2 separate regions of the Homo sapiens genome follow, and region 2 is linked to region 1. A link is a loop called in an ENCODE intact Hi-C map of the cell type or tissue named here. Cell type or tissue: heart right ventricle. All regions are shown on one strand.

Region 1 (8,000 bases):
TTCAACTCAGTAGGAACTGAACTGAAGAAATTACCTGTCTCCCAGCCCAGTTCTTTCTCTGGTATCATCTGTCTTTATTAATGCTCCCTCATCCACCCAGTCACCCAGAAACCTGGGATCATCCTAGACTCCTCCCTCCTCATCATCACCACTGTGCCCAGTCCTTCCAGCCCCTCTGAGGGCTGGGGTCTGAGCCAAGCTTTTGACTCAGAGCTTTCCATTTACTCCTCTCCACAATGCTATGGAGAAAGCACTATTTTACCTCTGCCTTAAAAATGAAGACACCCAGTCTGGGCACAGTGGCTTACACCTGTAAGCCCAGCAATTTGGGAGGCTGAGGCGGGCAGATCATTTGAGGTCAGGAGTTTGAGACCCAGCCTGACCAACATGGTGAAACCCCATCTCTACCAAAAATACAAAAATTAGCCAGGCGTGATGGTGCATACCTATAATTCCAGCTACTCTGGAGGCTGAGGCAGGACAGTCCCCTGAACCCAGGAGGCAGAGGCTGCAGTAAGCGGAGATTGCGCCACTGCACTCCAGCCTGGGCAACAGAGTGACACTTTTCCCCCCACCCCCACCAAATACACACAAAGACACTCAGGCTGGGCATAGTGACTCACACCTGTAATCCCAGCACTTTGGGAGGCCAAGGGAAGAGGATCACTTGAGCCCAGGAGTTCAAGACCAGCCTGGGCTACATGTCCTAAAACATTCAAAAATGAGCCAGGTGTGGTGGCATGTGCCTGTGGTCCCAGCTACTTGAGAGGCTGAGGTGGGAGGATCACTTGAGCCCAACAGTTCAAGACTGCAGTGAGCTGTGATCACACCACTGCACTCCAGCCTGGGTGACAGAGCAAGACCCTGTCTTAGAAAAAAAAAAATGAAATGAGGACACCCAGGTTTAGAAAGGGTAAGAAATTTGCCCAAAGTCACACACGGAGTAAGTGGTGGTGTTGAGATTCCCAGCCAGATGAGCTGACCCCAGAGGAGACAAACATCTTCCTGCAGTCAGCCAGTACCCACTCTTCACAGTACAGGGCCCACGAGGTGGAGAAAACCCATTTTATAAGGAGAAAACTGAGGTTCAAAGCAGGTGGTGACCTGAACCAGGCCCACCAGAGTTACGACTGCTCTCACTCCTCTATAGCACAAGCTACCTTTGAGAGAACAGAGCTCCGGATCATTTAAGAGGTTTCCTTCTGTTCAGTGCCAACTGAGTTTAAAATTCCCGTGTGAGTTATGATTATCATTTCCATTGATTCATTTCCATTGATTGAGAATAAAAAGAAGTGGTTTATGTTGCAGCATGAAAGATCTAAATTAGAATTTTTAAAAAAAACCTTCTAGATCTGGAGAGCTGATAGATTTTTCATTTCCTTGCTAAGGGAGTCTATGCAAGCTCTCTCTGGAAATCCTTTGAAATGGCTTAGAGACCTGATGTAGCTAGAATGAGTTTGGAGGAATCCAACATGAAGGTAGCCCAATACTAGGTTGCAAACAGGCTAGATGCTTTTGGGTTTGTAGACATGTTTGATTTGGAACTCCCAGTGTTTTACATGAAAATCCCAAATTCTGGCTTCTTTTGAAAAACCAGTTGATATGACAACCCAAGCCTTTCTGCCCCAGTTGGCCACAGTCCATGCTGGAGCAGGGTCAGCCTGCCTCCTTGGACAGGGCCGGCACACTCCACTTGGCCTCAGCCCCTCCAGCCAGCTTACCTACTGATGTTACCTTCCTGGGCTCTTTAGGCATATGAATTAGTGACCTCAGATGACACTGGTAGGGTCAACCTTTCAAACGTGCACCTTTCCACTTAGCCAAAATCTGAGCTATGCCAGACATTTTGTTAGATAGCATCAGAGCACGGACTAGAAGCTGAATTGCTCTTGCAGTGAAAGGACTGATTCCCACACTCCTATTTTATCCCTACATGAAAACATGGCAAAATCAACTTTCCTTCTTGCTTACCTTCTAGGAAAATCAGAAGTATTCACCAGGTGTTGAAATAGAAACTTATTTCTTATAATTGCCAACTTTGCTGCACTGAGTCACATGTTGATTTCTACCTAATGAAAAATCCAGAGCAGGCTGGAGTCTGACAGATAGAGCCCGATTCGCTATTTACTCTGGTGCTAATCACAATCATGTTTACAGGAAAATGCCCTCATCTGCTTCCAGCAGCTCCAGCCACTCAGCCATGTGAGCGCTGTCTTCAAAGTCAATTGCCTGTCATTTTGCTGATTTATGTTGAGCAACTGCAAGGACCCCTCGAGGTATTTGTAGCTAGCTTGATGATTCCCAGCTTATAAAGTGGCAGTGGGCAGAGCATTTCAGTTCAAATTCCCATCAAGACAGAATTTAAATCCCCAGCCCTGCTGCTCATATTTGCAATGTGAGCACTTTAGATAAGCAGAAACCATCAAACCCTAAATGCTGGGGGAAATACAACCTGGATTTCTTCAAATGGAGCCTAAGCCCAAATCTTCTTTCAGACCTTGGATAGGAAAGTGATTCTAACAGTTTTTAAAAGAGTGATCACATATGCTTTTTCCCAAGAAGTATTAACGACTGAGGCAAGACGGGCACTATCAGATTAGATTGGAGAAGCCGGGAAACGAATTTCCCTCACCGCCTGCCTGGATTCTTAACGTTTCAACCAGCAGAATCTAATTTCTTTGGAATTACTTGCCCTCTAACAGAAGTTTTCTTTTTAAAATGAAAATATTGCCGAAAAGGGAGACCTATTAAATTACTAACCCATTAGCTTCTGGTTTAGCTTCAATCTTAGAGAAGCCCAATTCCTTCTAAACCTGTCTCGCCCTACACTGAAAGTGCTGGAGGTGCAGATCTCAGTGCACTGGCCTTGGCTGCTGAGATTCAGGGAGGTTAGATGGCGGGTAGAGTCACCCATGCGCTGTGGGATGGGGGTCCCTTCCATGCACTCTCCTGGCAAGTCCTGAACCACCAAAGGTGTAAGTGGATGTATTTTTCAGGTTCTCCCTTACAGCACTTTGAAGTCAAACACAAGATTTAAGGATTGCTCACAGCCTGCATTTTCTGTATTTCTGCATTTCTTGTTCACTCAACGTCTCAGGTATTTAATTACATACTCACTGTTAGGGCTCAGGGAAGCTGTTTAGAGGTTCAGCTCAGCCCCTTCGGGTCACAAAACTGAAATACAGTGACTTCCCCAAAGTCAGCAAAGCTCAAGGATCCTTAAGAACCCAGACATGTGAGATACTGAGTAATCCAAACTGAGGCCAACTCCAAAAAAGGGCTCCATTGACTCATCTTTCGGTCATCTCGCTCCAGCTCTCACTTAGAGAAAGTGCGTATTTCTTCCATTTAGAAAAGACTGCTCACGCTTTCCATGTCATTACATTTCTTTATTCCTCTCTTTATATTCCAGCTGCCTTTCTTCGTGTTTTTTGTCACTTGCCCTATTTAGCCATCTCCAAACTAGCTACCTGCCTCCGTGCCATGGAGCATGCTTTTCTGCAGCTCGGCCTCACGATTCTAGGCCAGCTTTTGCACCCCCTACCCCCTCCATGCTTATAAAACTGGGTTCCCTGCTCCCTTTCTGTGTGCTGTTATGCTTCAGAAGCGCCACTGGGTGGCAGTGTCTCAGAGCAGTCCTGGGCCCTGCAACGTGGCTTTGGGCTGGGCTGCTGGTTGCTTGTCTGTTACAGCACAAACAGGCCTGTGTGGACAGGCAGAGCAACGAGACAGCCACAGTGGTGCTCTGGAAAGGATGAGTATTAGATATTAAGGAAACGAGGGACAGAGGTCTGCGTACTGTGTCCTTTCGGAGCTTGCACTAGCCACAAGGCTGACATCTGCCGTCATTCTAACAAAGGAATCTCAAATCCTGAGGCTGTTTGGGAGGTGTCCTTGAAAAGAATGACTATAACCCTTTGCCCTCCCTGTTTTGATTTTCAGCCTACCATTGGGCCCTGATTCATCCATAAAAACAACAACCAAAAAATAAAAAAAAAAGGCAATCCCCGTGAGCATTGTGTGTTTGCTGGACAGGATAGTAATGGCTTAATCCTTCTAATGGCTTTGGTCACTGCAGGATATTAGCTATTAGAAGGGTCTGTTTAAAAGGGGGTGGTGGGGGAAGGTAGGGCCATCTGCTGATTATAGCATGCATGAGGAATGAAGGGAACATTTAAAGAGACACCGTCCATTGATTTAGACACAAATAATTAGTTTGTAGTTGAAAAGGCATATTTAGGGCTTGAATTTTAGTATCTGAATCATTTGCTTAAAGTGCAAATGTGATGTCTCAGACTGGAGATGATCCCAGGAACTATTTGATTCCACCTTTCATGCTTTTTGTAAAGAACTTCTCCGGAGACTAAAAGGAATGTGGCCTGAAATGCATCAACATTGACGTCATGGCTTGGAGTCTGTGGAAGTCAAACCAAATGTTTTTATTATAAACAGGTCAGCCCAGGACCAAACTGTGAAGTACATGTTTGATTTCCATGTGTCCCACCCCCAGCCCCAGCCTTGGCCTCTGCACAGAAAATAGTTCCCAACATCCCACCAGGTGGCCCAGCCCCCTCCTCACTGACTCCCCACTTCACCTTCCCTTCCAGGCCTGACAGCAAACTAAAGCAAAAGAAATCTTCCCAAGGATCGTGGCATATTAGGAAATGAATGCACGCTCTCCATTCAGGAAAGCTGGGGGCAGGCCAACCTCACCTCCCAAACGGGAAAAGCCTAGACTAGAGGTGAGCAGAGACCTGGCTTCCCCTCTAGGCCAGGCCCTGGGTCCATAGGCAACAACTGTTCTGGGAAGTGGGAATTTTATACAGCAATTCAATGAGAAGGAAGATGTGGAGGGATGTATTTGGTATCAAATGCATCCTGTCATCCCACAAAATCAAAACTTTGGTCCCTGAACCAAGAGAACATAAAGCCTTAGGGAAAGACATTTCCTGAATATTGAGAAGTGAATACTGAATAATGTAAGGTGGCGTAGGCTGCCTGTAGTGTCCCGGGAGTAGGTGATGCAGGTGTTGAGAGACAGGCACAGAGAAGCCACCCAGGGAAGCAGAGTCATGGAAGCCACCACGGGAGAGATGAAACACAAGTCAGGTCTTGAAGGAAGAGTAGATTTACCTGGCAAAGGAAAGGAGGGAGGGCATTCCTCGAAGAGCTTATATTAGCAAGATAATGGAGAACGGGAACACACAAGAATGAAAAGATGGCTTACATGGTTGAAGCGGAGAGTCTGAGAAGCGTAGTAGAATAGGTGGCAGTAGATAAGGGTAAGATGGGGAATTCCTGAAGTTGGCTTTTTTTAGACTGCAAGGAACAGAGACACCTGATGTACCTGAAGTGAAGGGGATTGACTCTGAGATGCAGGAATGAGGCAGGAAGAGCACACAGCCCTGCGTCTAAAAACGCAGGGGCAGCCACATTGCCAAACTCCAGGGAGACGGGAATGTAATGTGGGAGCTGAGTATTTTAAAACTTCGTAAATTAATTAAAAATTTGAGGTATGGTAAGGCAAACAGATAGGAGACAACTGCCAGTAAAAAGATAGCTTGTTACTCACGGTTTCCAAGAGGAGAGGACATGCTGTGCCACGTGGGGAGGGGGCACACAGGGGAGCTCCAGAGCGAGTCGGGAGGTCGCCAGAGAGGCTGGACCTGTGGGCGGGGGCCCTTATTGTGGCGCATGCTGGAAGGTGTGGGCAAGGCAGAGCAGGCAGGCTCAGGGTAGGCTGGTTTTAGTGGGCTCTGGGGTATATGGGCTGTCCTTAGTTAGAGACTTGGCCCTGCGGAAGGAGTGATTGGGGCAGGTGAAGAGGTGGCTGGGGTGGGGCTGTGGAGGGGTTGGTTTGCATTTGAAAAGCACATTGTAGGGGGTTGCAAGTTGTTTTCTATCTTTGGAATAATTGGTAACCCTGGGAGGGACAGTCCCTCCACGGCCAGCAAGGCCCAGATGTCAAAGCATCAGAATATAGAAAATAAAAGACGCAATTACTGCACCAAGAGAGCATTCAGAACACGATGTCACTCTGGCGGTGCCCTCGTCTGTGGCTGCCACCAGTGCTCCGGATTGGGTGACCAGCCCTCAACCCCACGCTGACTCTCCTCTGCGGCTCCTGTCTGGAGTTAGACTCCCAGGAGAGGATCAGCTTGTCTCCGTGGCTTCCAGCCAGGCCTGGCTGCTCCTGTTGGGCAGCTCTTTATGTCCGGCCGCGCGTGCCGGCTGCCCGTGAATCAAGCACCCACTCGTTGTCTACTCAATTTATTAGTGGGTCTCTCGGCTTGGCAAGCTATACTCAGAGCCTCCCGTTGGGGGAGGCCTGCACGGGGAGAGACATTCTGAGGATTCCGAGAAGGAGGAACTATGACCAGCACCTCACTTGGCTTTTCCCGTAGAAAGCTTTTGGAAGCCTGGAAATGAGTCTGGGTAACAACTGCAGAAGTGCCCAAGGATTTAAACAGGGCAGTGACATGGGGAAGCATCATTTTTATGAGGAAGATTAATCTGACAATAACATGTGGGACCCACTGGAGAGGGAAGAGGATGCTACAGATCCCAGCACCTGGGTGGGGGGACCACGGGACAGAGAGAAAGGGGAGGTTCCCAAAGAATGGCTGAAGAAAGCATTGACAGAACTTAGTGAGCAACTGGCCGAGGAAGGAGAGGAAGAGGAAGGCACATTGAGACTGCAAGCCTGGTGGGTAGAGAGGAAAATGCCTCACTGACACTGACAATAGCAAAGTATGCAAAAGGAGCAGAGATGACGGAGATTCTTTTTAGATATATAAACTTGTATCGGGAGATGGACACCAATAGCCCCCAACTGTTGCTGAGTGGGAAACAGTGTGTCTGTAGCAATGAGACACTTTGCTGAGTAGACAATTTATTAACTCTTACTTTTTTTACTCATGAGTCCAGTAGATCCATGAACACAATGACCGCATTTAGGTTTTTCCAAGTTTTCTCAGAGCCCAAAGTCTAGGTCTTGAACTCATGGAGATAGGGAGTAAAAGGATGGTTACAAGAGGTTGGGAAGGGGGAGGGGTTGGGGGGTGGCAGGTGAGGATGGTTAATGGGTACAAAAAGTAGTTAGAAAGAATGAATAAGGTGGGATGCGGTGGCTCATGCCTGTAATCCCAGCACATTGGGAGGCCGAGGCAGGTGTATGACTTGAGCTCAGGAGTTCAAGACCAGCCTGGGTAACATGGCAAAACCCCGTCTCTACCAAAAATACAAAAAAAAAATTAGCCGGGCATGGTGGCATGTGCCTGTGGTCCCAGCTACTTGTGAGCTTGAGGTGGGAGGATTGCTTGAGCCTAGGAGGGTGGAGATTGTAGTGAGCCAAGATCATGCCACTGCACTCCAACCTGGGTGACAGAGTGAGACTCCATCTCAAAAAAAAAAAAAAAAAAAAAGGATGAATAAAACCAAGTATTTATAGCACAACAAGGTGACTATAGTCAATAATAATTTAATACATTTAAAAGTAACTAGAAGAGTATAATTGGATTGTTTGTAACAGAAAGGATAAATGCTTGAGGTAATGAATACCCCATTTACCCTGATGTGATTATAATGCATTGCATGTCTGTATCAAAATATCTCAGGTACTCTATAGATACACCTACTTTGTACCCACAAAAATTGAAAATTAAAAAAAAAAATAAGTCCAGGTGTTGGGTCCAGTGTAAATAGGTGCTAACCATACTTATTTAATGTCTTCTGCCCACCTCTGTCCAAGTATGAGTTTTACATAATTAGAAGCATGACTCATACAAATATATACTGAGCACCTGATAAAGACGGATTTCACTCACGAATGAGGGAACCAACAGGGAGGTAAAACTGCCCAAAGACTATTTGTGGAACAGACACTTACATGCTTTCTCAGGAAAGGAATATTGAAACAGGTTTGCTAAGTTAGCTACAAAGCAAGTTATTACCCTGCAGGGCAATATAACTACGACCTTTTAGGTTATCTTTTCCACTGG
Region 2 (8,000 bases), 730 kb after region 1:
CTGTGGATTGTGAGGTTGGAGCACAGGGTGCCAGAGGCAACAGACGTGGATTGTAGTCTCATCTCTATCACTTGTTATCTGTAAGATCTTGGGTTAGTTTTTCATGAAAACCTCCAAGCCTCAGTTATCTCATCTGAAAAATGGGGATAACAGTATTTACTTACCCCCCAGGGTCGCTGGGAGGATAAGATAACATGCATGGAGTGGAGGGCCTGATCCACTGTAAGTGTGTGAATTAACACCATCTGGCATCACTGCCACTTCGTTAAGGCTGGAGGCACCAGATGGGAGCGCCAGGGAGAAGATGCCTTGCCACACAGCTGGCTGGCGCCAGGCTCACCCTCTCCTGAATCCAGTGGGTCTCTCTATAACTGAGCCAGTGGCTTTTAAAAAAATTAATTACTTTTAAATTAAGTTCATGAGAGGAAACAGTTTCAAAGCTGCCTCCAGTCCTTGTGTAACTCTTGTCACAGTGGGAGAGACGGTGAGTTGAGGGTGGGGACGGGGCTCAGGGTGGGAATGGAGAAGGAGACAGGGAAGGAAGGAGGGTTGGCGGCCTCTGGGGTGGACAGCAGGAGGCCTGGGCACCTGCCTGGGGTTCTTCCTCCAGCTGCCCACTACACATCTGCACTTGGAGGTCAGCCCTGGATGGAAAGAACTCTTGGACTTCCCTGCAAACCAGTGTCCGCCCATCTTCCTTGTCTCAGTAAATGGCCATCCAGGCATCTGCTTATTTAGGCCCCAAACCTCACAGGCATCCTTCACCCCTTCATCCTTCGTCCCCTACAACCAGAATCAGTTGGCAGGTATGTGCTGGCTGCTCTTCCAAGATCGTTCTTACATATATTGTCTTCTTGCTCCCGCTAATGCAGATGTTAGGCAGAAGGAGGCCATGCATCAGCAGGATGGCTGAGACCAGGTGGAGAGCAGGCTAGGGCCAGCTCAGGCAGATGACACCCTCAGTCACCCCAGCCACCCCGGGGCTCCAGCACAGTCCCCCACTGCCCTGTCCCCCAAGGTTAGAGCCACCATGGGAAGGAGGAGAGCGAGGGCCTGAGAACCCAGCTGAGAGTGCAGCAGTGCGGGGTGTCTGTCTCCCCCTTGGGCTGGAAGTGGCCCTTTCCCAAGGTTTTCCCGGGAGTGGAGTTGAAGTCTCTGTCTATGGGGGCTTGAGCCGTGCAGGGCATTTTCTCTCACACTGTCCCTGGGGGCAGGCCACATCCCTTCTTGCCTGGATCACTGATGTCCAGTGGCTCATTGGTTTGGTTTCCTCGCTGCCCCTCTCTGGCCCATTCTACAGCCAGCAGCCAGCGTGACCTCCTGAAAACACGCATGGGGTCACATTCCTCACCAGATTCCAGCCTGTTCCCACCTGAGACTGAAGCTGGGCCCTTGGCTGGAAGGAGCTGCCCCCGCAATGGTTGGAGAGCTCTCCTTGCTAATGGGTGTTCAACAATCAATGCAGATTTGGCTTCACACGGCTTCCCCAGGCTGGTTGCCTGCCCTGCACCACCCACACCAGCGCTGCCTCCCCAGGTCAGCTTTCTTTTCCATGTTGCCCTGTTTTGACCACATTTCTCACCCACTGGATTTATCTTCCTCCTTTAATCACTCACTTGCGTGTAGTTGACTTGCTGCTTCTCTCCTCCTAGGGCTCAAATTCATTAGAGTGAGGGCTTGGTCTTATACCCCGCTGTTCCTGGCATATAGTAGGTGTTCAATTAAACATCTGTTAGGGGGTGGAGTTGCTGGCAGGGAACACGTTGTCCAGGACCTTTCTTTTTGCAGAGGACTGAATAAGCTCATAAGAGATGGCTTTGTGTCTTTCTCAGGAGCTGCCCTAAGGCTTTGTAACCCTCCACATTAGGACTTTCTTTCTGCTCTGTCAGGCTCATATTTGTTTTCACTGAATCATGGTTTTACAGCCAAACCAGCACAGCATAGCAGTTAAGGCTAGGGCAGGGGTTTGGCTAGAGCAGGGGTTTGGATGACAGTTAAATCTGGGTTTAGAGCCAGGTTCTGCAACTTGCTAGCTTTGCAAAGCTCCGAAAGTTACTTCACCTCTTAGAGCCTCTGTCTTCTTGGCTGTAAAGTGGGGTGTCTTACAGAGTTGTGACAATTCAATAAAGTGATAAAAACAAAGCCATTAGCACAGTGCATGGTAGCCAGAAGGGCCACAAAATATTTCTCCACTATTATGAGATCTGAAGATGGTGGCAGAGGGCGCAGTGCCTGGCTTTCTGGAGATCAGTGGATGTCTTTATGGCCACTGCTTTAAATCCTCTGTGGGTGACCTTTCCCCTGTTGTTCGTCTCTGCTCACATGGATGAAGCTGAGGCCCCCAGAGGAACCCTGGAAGCCACAGAGCTGGCAGGACCTAGGGCCCCTGCCCCTTGCCCCTGCTGACGGAAGGAGTCACTCACTGAACGAGCTGCCCCATCTGGCAGGAGTGTTGTCTGTCGGGAGGCCGTGTGTCCCTGGTTACAATGCAGTCACTGTCCAGTGGCCTGTCACCGGCCAGGACAAAGCTAGCCTGTTTTGGTCATTAGCTGTTGCTCTTTCAAAATAAAGAGAAGCCACAACTGAGTCTTTACCGAAGTTATTTTTAGATTTCTGGCTTCATAACAACCCTGGAATTTCTTATTTTCTCCTACTCTTCCTTTTATTTTGTTTTATTTTTTTTAAAAGCAGACAAGTCAACCTAGAACATTGAATAAATAACCCACCAGAGACAGCACGGAACGATCCGAGGCCACAAAACACATCACTTGTCCCTGGGTGATCTAAGGAGGTAAACGAACCTCTTTGGTTACAAGAACCTCAGCTGTCCAGAGACACCTGCCGGACACAGACTCCACTATGGGGCTCCCAGCTCTGGCCCGGTGGCTAGACGGGGCGTCAGGACAGGGCCACCACCTCCTGGGCTGGCACTGGAGGCGTGTTTCCAGCAGGTGTGTTTCCAGCGGTTGCTTGCTTTTTGTCCTGGGCCTTATCAACAGGGTGGAGTGAAAGGGAGCTTCCAGGGGAGGGCTCTCAAAGAAACACGCCTGCGCGGCCCTGCGGCTGGGGCGTCCCAGGCAGGCAGCACAGGCGGTCCTCACTGAGCTCTGTCTTCTGCTCCAGAAGGAGGATCAGCCCCAGAACCACAGGGAGATGCACTTTTACCAGGACCCATGGGCTCCCTCCCGGCAAGGACCAATAAAGTGATTAAATGAAAAGAAGTAAAACCCTCGGCTCAGGCAGCCAGCAGAGGCTGGGCCTTCAGGGTCACTAAGGATACGTGCAAAACCGCCTGCCCACAGCGCTGTGGCCTGCCTCGGTTGACAGTCACGCATAAGCCGGCCTGCCTTAGGTGGCCGAGGAAGGGAAGAAGTGGAATCATGGAAAACATCCTCCCAGTGGACAAGGGCGTCAAATGGCTGGTCCTCCAGGACAGGAGAGAAGAGAGTCTAAACCAAGAACCCCAGCCCGCTGGCTCTGGGGAAAGAGGGTGGCTGGAGAGACTGCCCCGGCGGCCTAGGAGGAGTGATCCCCGGGACCTTCTCCCAGCACGGCCCACCCAGTGCAGGGACGGCAGCGCCACCAACTCTCTGGGCTCTCGGTCCTGCCTCCGGGTCCCCGTCGCTATGGCCTGGACCTCTGCCCCCACCCAACATGGAGCCCCTTAAGAGCAGGGACGGGTCTCACTCCTCTCTGCCGTCCTCACCCCGGCTCTACGTCCAACCCTCAGTGAGTGCCCCCCCAAGTACTGAATAATGAATAAACGCATGTGCACCGAGGACGTGCGAGGCGTTCGTTTCTCCACCAGCCCTTCCTGGCCCTCTCTGCAGAGGCAAAGGCTGAGAGGAGCTTCCTTGCCAGTTCTGGGGGCGGGTCCCTGGTCAGGCGCGTTTCATCTCAGCACACAGCAGCCCAAGCGAGGCTCTCTCTCAAACAAGGAGAAGCCGCCCCCTGCTGGCCGCAGCCGATAGTGTCACACAAGGCAAGCAGGAGCCCTCTCAAAGGAGCCGGCTGCCAGCTTGGTGCTTACAATGGGCTGGCTGTGCAGGAAGAATGAGTTCAAGAGAGCTATTGTACAACGAGGTAACTAGAGTTAATAACAAGATATTATATCCTTAAAAGTTGCTAGGAGAGTAGATTTTAAGTCTTCTCATTGCAAAAATGGTGTGTGAGATAATGCATAATTAGCTCGATTTAGCCAGTCCACAAGGTACACATATTTCAAAACATTACATTGTACACGATAAATATAAACAATTTATATTTGTCGATTAAAAATAAATTTAAAAACACAGTTTTAAAAAGCTGAGATTTTCCTCCCCTTCTATTTTACTCATTTCTTTCCTATACCCAAACTCCTGCCATTTCCAGTTACTAACCCTGTGAATACTAGGTGAAAGTTAGCAATTTGTGTTGGATATAATTTCATCTCAGAAGACAAGGAAAAGGTGAACAACTATAGGAAAGGAAATAAAAAATAATCATTAAACTCTCAAAACAAACTCACCACCAGGGTTATGAATTTTTAGAACTGATCATCTATTTTCATGTAACAGAGAAATTCATATTCTTTGAGAAGGAGCTATTTCTTCTCTAACACAAAAGGGAAAGCGTTTATTAATAACTGACATTTGACAAGAGGGCACGGCATGTGCATTCCTGTTTGTGGGTGAGTTTGGTAAACAACAAGTCTCTTTTTTTTTTTTTTTTTTTGAGACGGAGTCTCGCTCTGTCACCCAGGCTGGAGAGCAGTGGCACAATCTCGGCTCACTGAAGCCTTCGCAGCCTCCATCTCCTGGGTTCAAGCGATTCTCCTGCCTCAGCCTCCCAAGTAGCTGGGATTACAAGCGCCTGCTACCACGCCGGCCGGTTAATTTTTGTATTTTTTAGTAGAGACGGGGTTTCACCATGTTGGTCAGGCTGGTCTCAAACTCCTGACCTCAGGTGATCCACCCGCCTCAGCCTCCCAGAGTGCAGGGATTACAGGCGTGAGCCACCGCGCCTGGCCAACATCTCGTCTTTTGACAACAGCCTCTCTGAAGGTTTGGGTCCATGTGCCTAGCATGGCCACAAGGGGTGCAAGGTCTTGGAGAACATGGGATAATTTCTTGGTTTCAGAATTCACATCCAGGTTTTCAATATCTTCATTTTGTTGTGATCATGTTAAATAACTTCCATTGCAAAAGGTGCTCAGAACCTGTGCCGAGCTAGTGTGAGTGAAGACACAGCTTGTCCTTGCAAAGTTGCGTCTGCAAACAGAGCAACCTGATCTTTGAAGGTATCCTGGAAATCCACAGAGAGAGCTCCTTTCCCATCACTCAGCTCAGTATTAGCCGTGCATCACAGTGAAAAGAGCGTGGGTTTTGGAGTCACACAGGCTTCTGTCCAAATCATGGCTTTGCTGTTTGCTAGCTGGGACTCAGGCCGCTTCTTTAGCTTCTCTGAGCCTGATTCCTCTTCTGTAAAATTGAGGTACAATGTAGAACATAAGGTGGTGGTGACAATCAGGTGTGGCATTTATTTGTTTTATTTATTTATTATTTATTTATTTGAGACGGAATCTCACTCTGTCACCCAGGCTGGAGTGCAGTGGCACCATCTCGGCTCACTGCAACCTCCGCCTCCCGGATTCAAGCAATTCTCCTGCCTCAGCCTCTTGAGTAGCTGGGACTACAGCCGCGCGCCACCGCACCCGGCAAATTTTTTGTATTTTTTAGTAGAGATGGGTTTCACCATGTTGCCCGGGTTGGTCTCAAACTCCTGAGCTCAGGCAATCCACCTGCCTAGGCCTCCCAAAGTGCTGGGATTACAGGTTTGAGCCACCGCGCCCGGCCCAGGTGTGGCAGTTCTAAAGGTGGAGGTTACCTCCGTAAATGGTGCCCAGTGATTATTAACGGTGTTTGGCCACTATCAGTTCTGGGTGTCAGAGATGCCTACAGCACACAGGGATTACATTTCTGTTGACTAAAAATCTACACTAGTTTCACAATTGGATTATGAAGTTTGGGTTCTCAGAGAGATACTTTTCCTCCTTTCTTTTCTGGAGTGACACTTTTATCCCACCCTGCTGCAGGGCAGTCCGTGAGCATCGAGGCTTCCTCAGGCCTGTGCCTTACCACCTCCCTGATGTGAATTGGATTTGCTGTCACTACCTTAGCTGGTAGTCTTCAAACTATTCTGACCATGCTTCTCTATGATGAAAAATGTTGGGGCAGGTGTACCCTCATCTACGTATGTTTATTTTAAATTACAAATATGCGGCCGGGTGTAGTGACTCACGCCCAGCACTTTGGGAGGCCGAGGTGGGCAGATTGCTGGAGCTCAGGAGTTCGAGACCAGCCTGGCCAACATGGTGAAACCCTGTCTCTACTAAAAATACAAAAAAAATTAGCTAGGCATGGTTGGCAGGCACCTGTAATCCCAGCTACCTGGGAGGCTGAGTCAGGAGAATTGCTTGAACCCGGGAGGTGGAGGTTGCAGTGAACTGAGATTGTGCCATTGCACTCCAGCCTGGGTGACAGAGGAAAACTCTGTCTCAAAAAAAAAAATTACAAATATGCATACATATGCACACACATATTCTACTGTCCATTTATTTATCACATATTTATGTAACTCAAGCTTTTATTCTTAAACAAAATAATTATGAATAGAATTTTTACTTTCATCTTCCCATATTGGAGTAGATTTACTTGGGCATCTGCTTCGGAGACCCCATGTCCTCAGGGTCTGGGAAGGGTCAAATTGCCCAGCCTCTAGACACCATGATTCCCTTCATCCTGGCATCACCACATCACCATCCTGCTACTCTCACAGGAAGCTACATTTCCCTCAGTTTCCAAGTGTTCATGTCTCGATGACATGAGTGGATTTGCCATCCATTCATTGATTGAGTCATGAGCCCTACAAACATTCATGGGGAGGGTCCTGTTGAAGAAACTTCACATTATGCCCTGAGGTAAAGAGGGGGGAGGTCAGAAGGGTGTATTCGGATGGCCTCTCTGACTTCCTGATGCTAACAGCTTTCTCAGAGGTTATTGTGAGGCCCAACCACTATCATGCTTGGAAAGCTCCCAAGGCGGAGGAGAGGGGCATGTGGTGAGGACTGTGGGAGGGTTATTGCCTCTCCTGCATGCCACTTCCATCTGTCTATGGAATAGCAGTTACAATACCTGCATCTGCACCAATGATGCTTCTGCTGCCTTCCCAAGGATGGTGGAGTGTGAAGTGCTATGACCACCCTCAGCAATGAATGTTCAAGAATCACTCACTGATCACATCATTTATGATTAAGATTTGGACACTGATATATAACAACTATTAGTGATTCTTTGGAAGACTGGTATGCATTTCTAGATTCTATTCACTTAAAGTTTTAAAAGTTTTAAGCAATTGGCTGGGCATGGTGGCTCACGCCTATAATCCCAGCACTTTGGGAGGCTGAGGTGGGTGGATCACCTGAGGTCAGGAGTTGGAAACCAGCCTGGCCAACATGGCAAAACCCCATCTCTACTAAAAATACAAAAATTAGCTGGGCGTGGTGGTGGTTGCCTGTAATCCCAGCTACTCGGGAGGCTGAGGCAGGAGAATGGCGTGAACCCAGGAGGCGGAGGTTGCAGTAACCCGAGATTGTGCCACTGCACTCCAGCCTGGACCACAGAGCGAGACTCCATCTCAAAAAAAAAAAGAGCAAGATGAAACTTCATGAAGACAGACCAACAGCATGGAAAAAAAGGATGACTAGAAAGGAGAAAAGTGAAAACTGCAGGAATAGTCAAACTGCAGAGCCAGATGGGGTTCATCAACCAGCGATATGCACATACAGGTTCTGAGACAGGAAATGTGGGCTGCAAGCATGAGCAGAGCAAGATGGGAGAATCTTACACCTATTCAATCAACACAGTGGTGGTTTGCTAATAATTACACAGACGTTCTGCCAAGCCATACACCCTACCTGCTACAGCTAGTTAGTGTTGCCATTATCATCACTGTTGCAACTG

Evidence for each region. Peaks named below come from ENCODE experiments on the same cell type or tissue, not always from the same donor. Only the 100,000 strongest peaks of a DNase experiment are listed, where the experiment ranks them.
Region 2: it touches region 1 in a loop (5-fold over the local background); 35 of 110 quality-filtered maps call a loop at or near these places.

What each region holds. Positions count from the first base shown.
Region 1 is chr13:30,861,151-30,869,150 of GRCh38, reverse strand. No RefSeq gene overlaps it. Among named protein-coding and RNA genes, the nearest start is that of LINC00545, 17 kb to the left of the region's middle. RefSeq lists enhancers at 4,825-5,773, 5,774-6,724. In heart right ventricle, CTCF peaks have their summits at 3,409 and 3,613 (motif pointing right); DNase peaks (open chromatin) are centred at 3,670 and 6,228; H3K27ac peaks cover 2,612 bases.
Region 2 is chr13:30,128,681-30,136,680 of GRCh38, reverse strand. No RefSeq gene overlaps it. Among named protein-coding and RNA genes, the nearest start is that of LINC00384, 20 kb to the left of the region's middle. In heart right ventricle, CTCF peaks have their summits at 3,765 and 3,964 (motif pointing left); a DNase peak (open chromatin) is centred at 3,940; H3K27ac peaks cover 339 bases.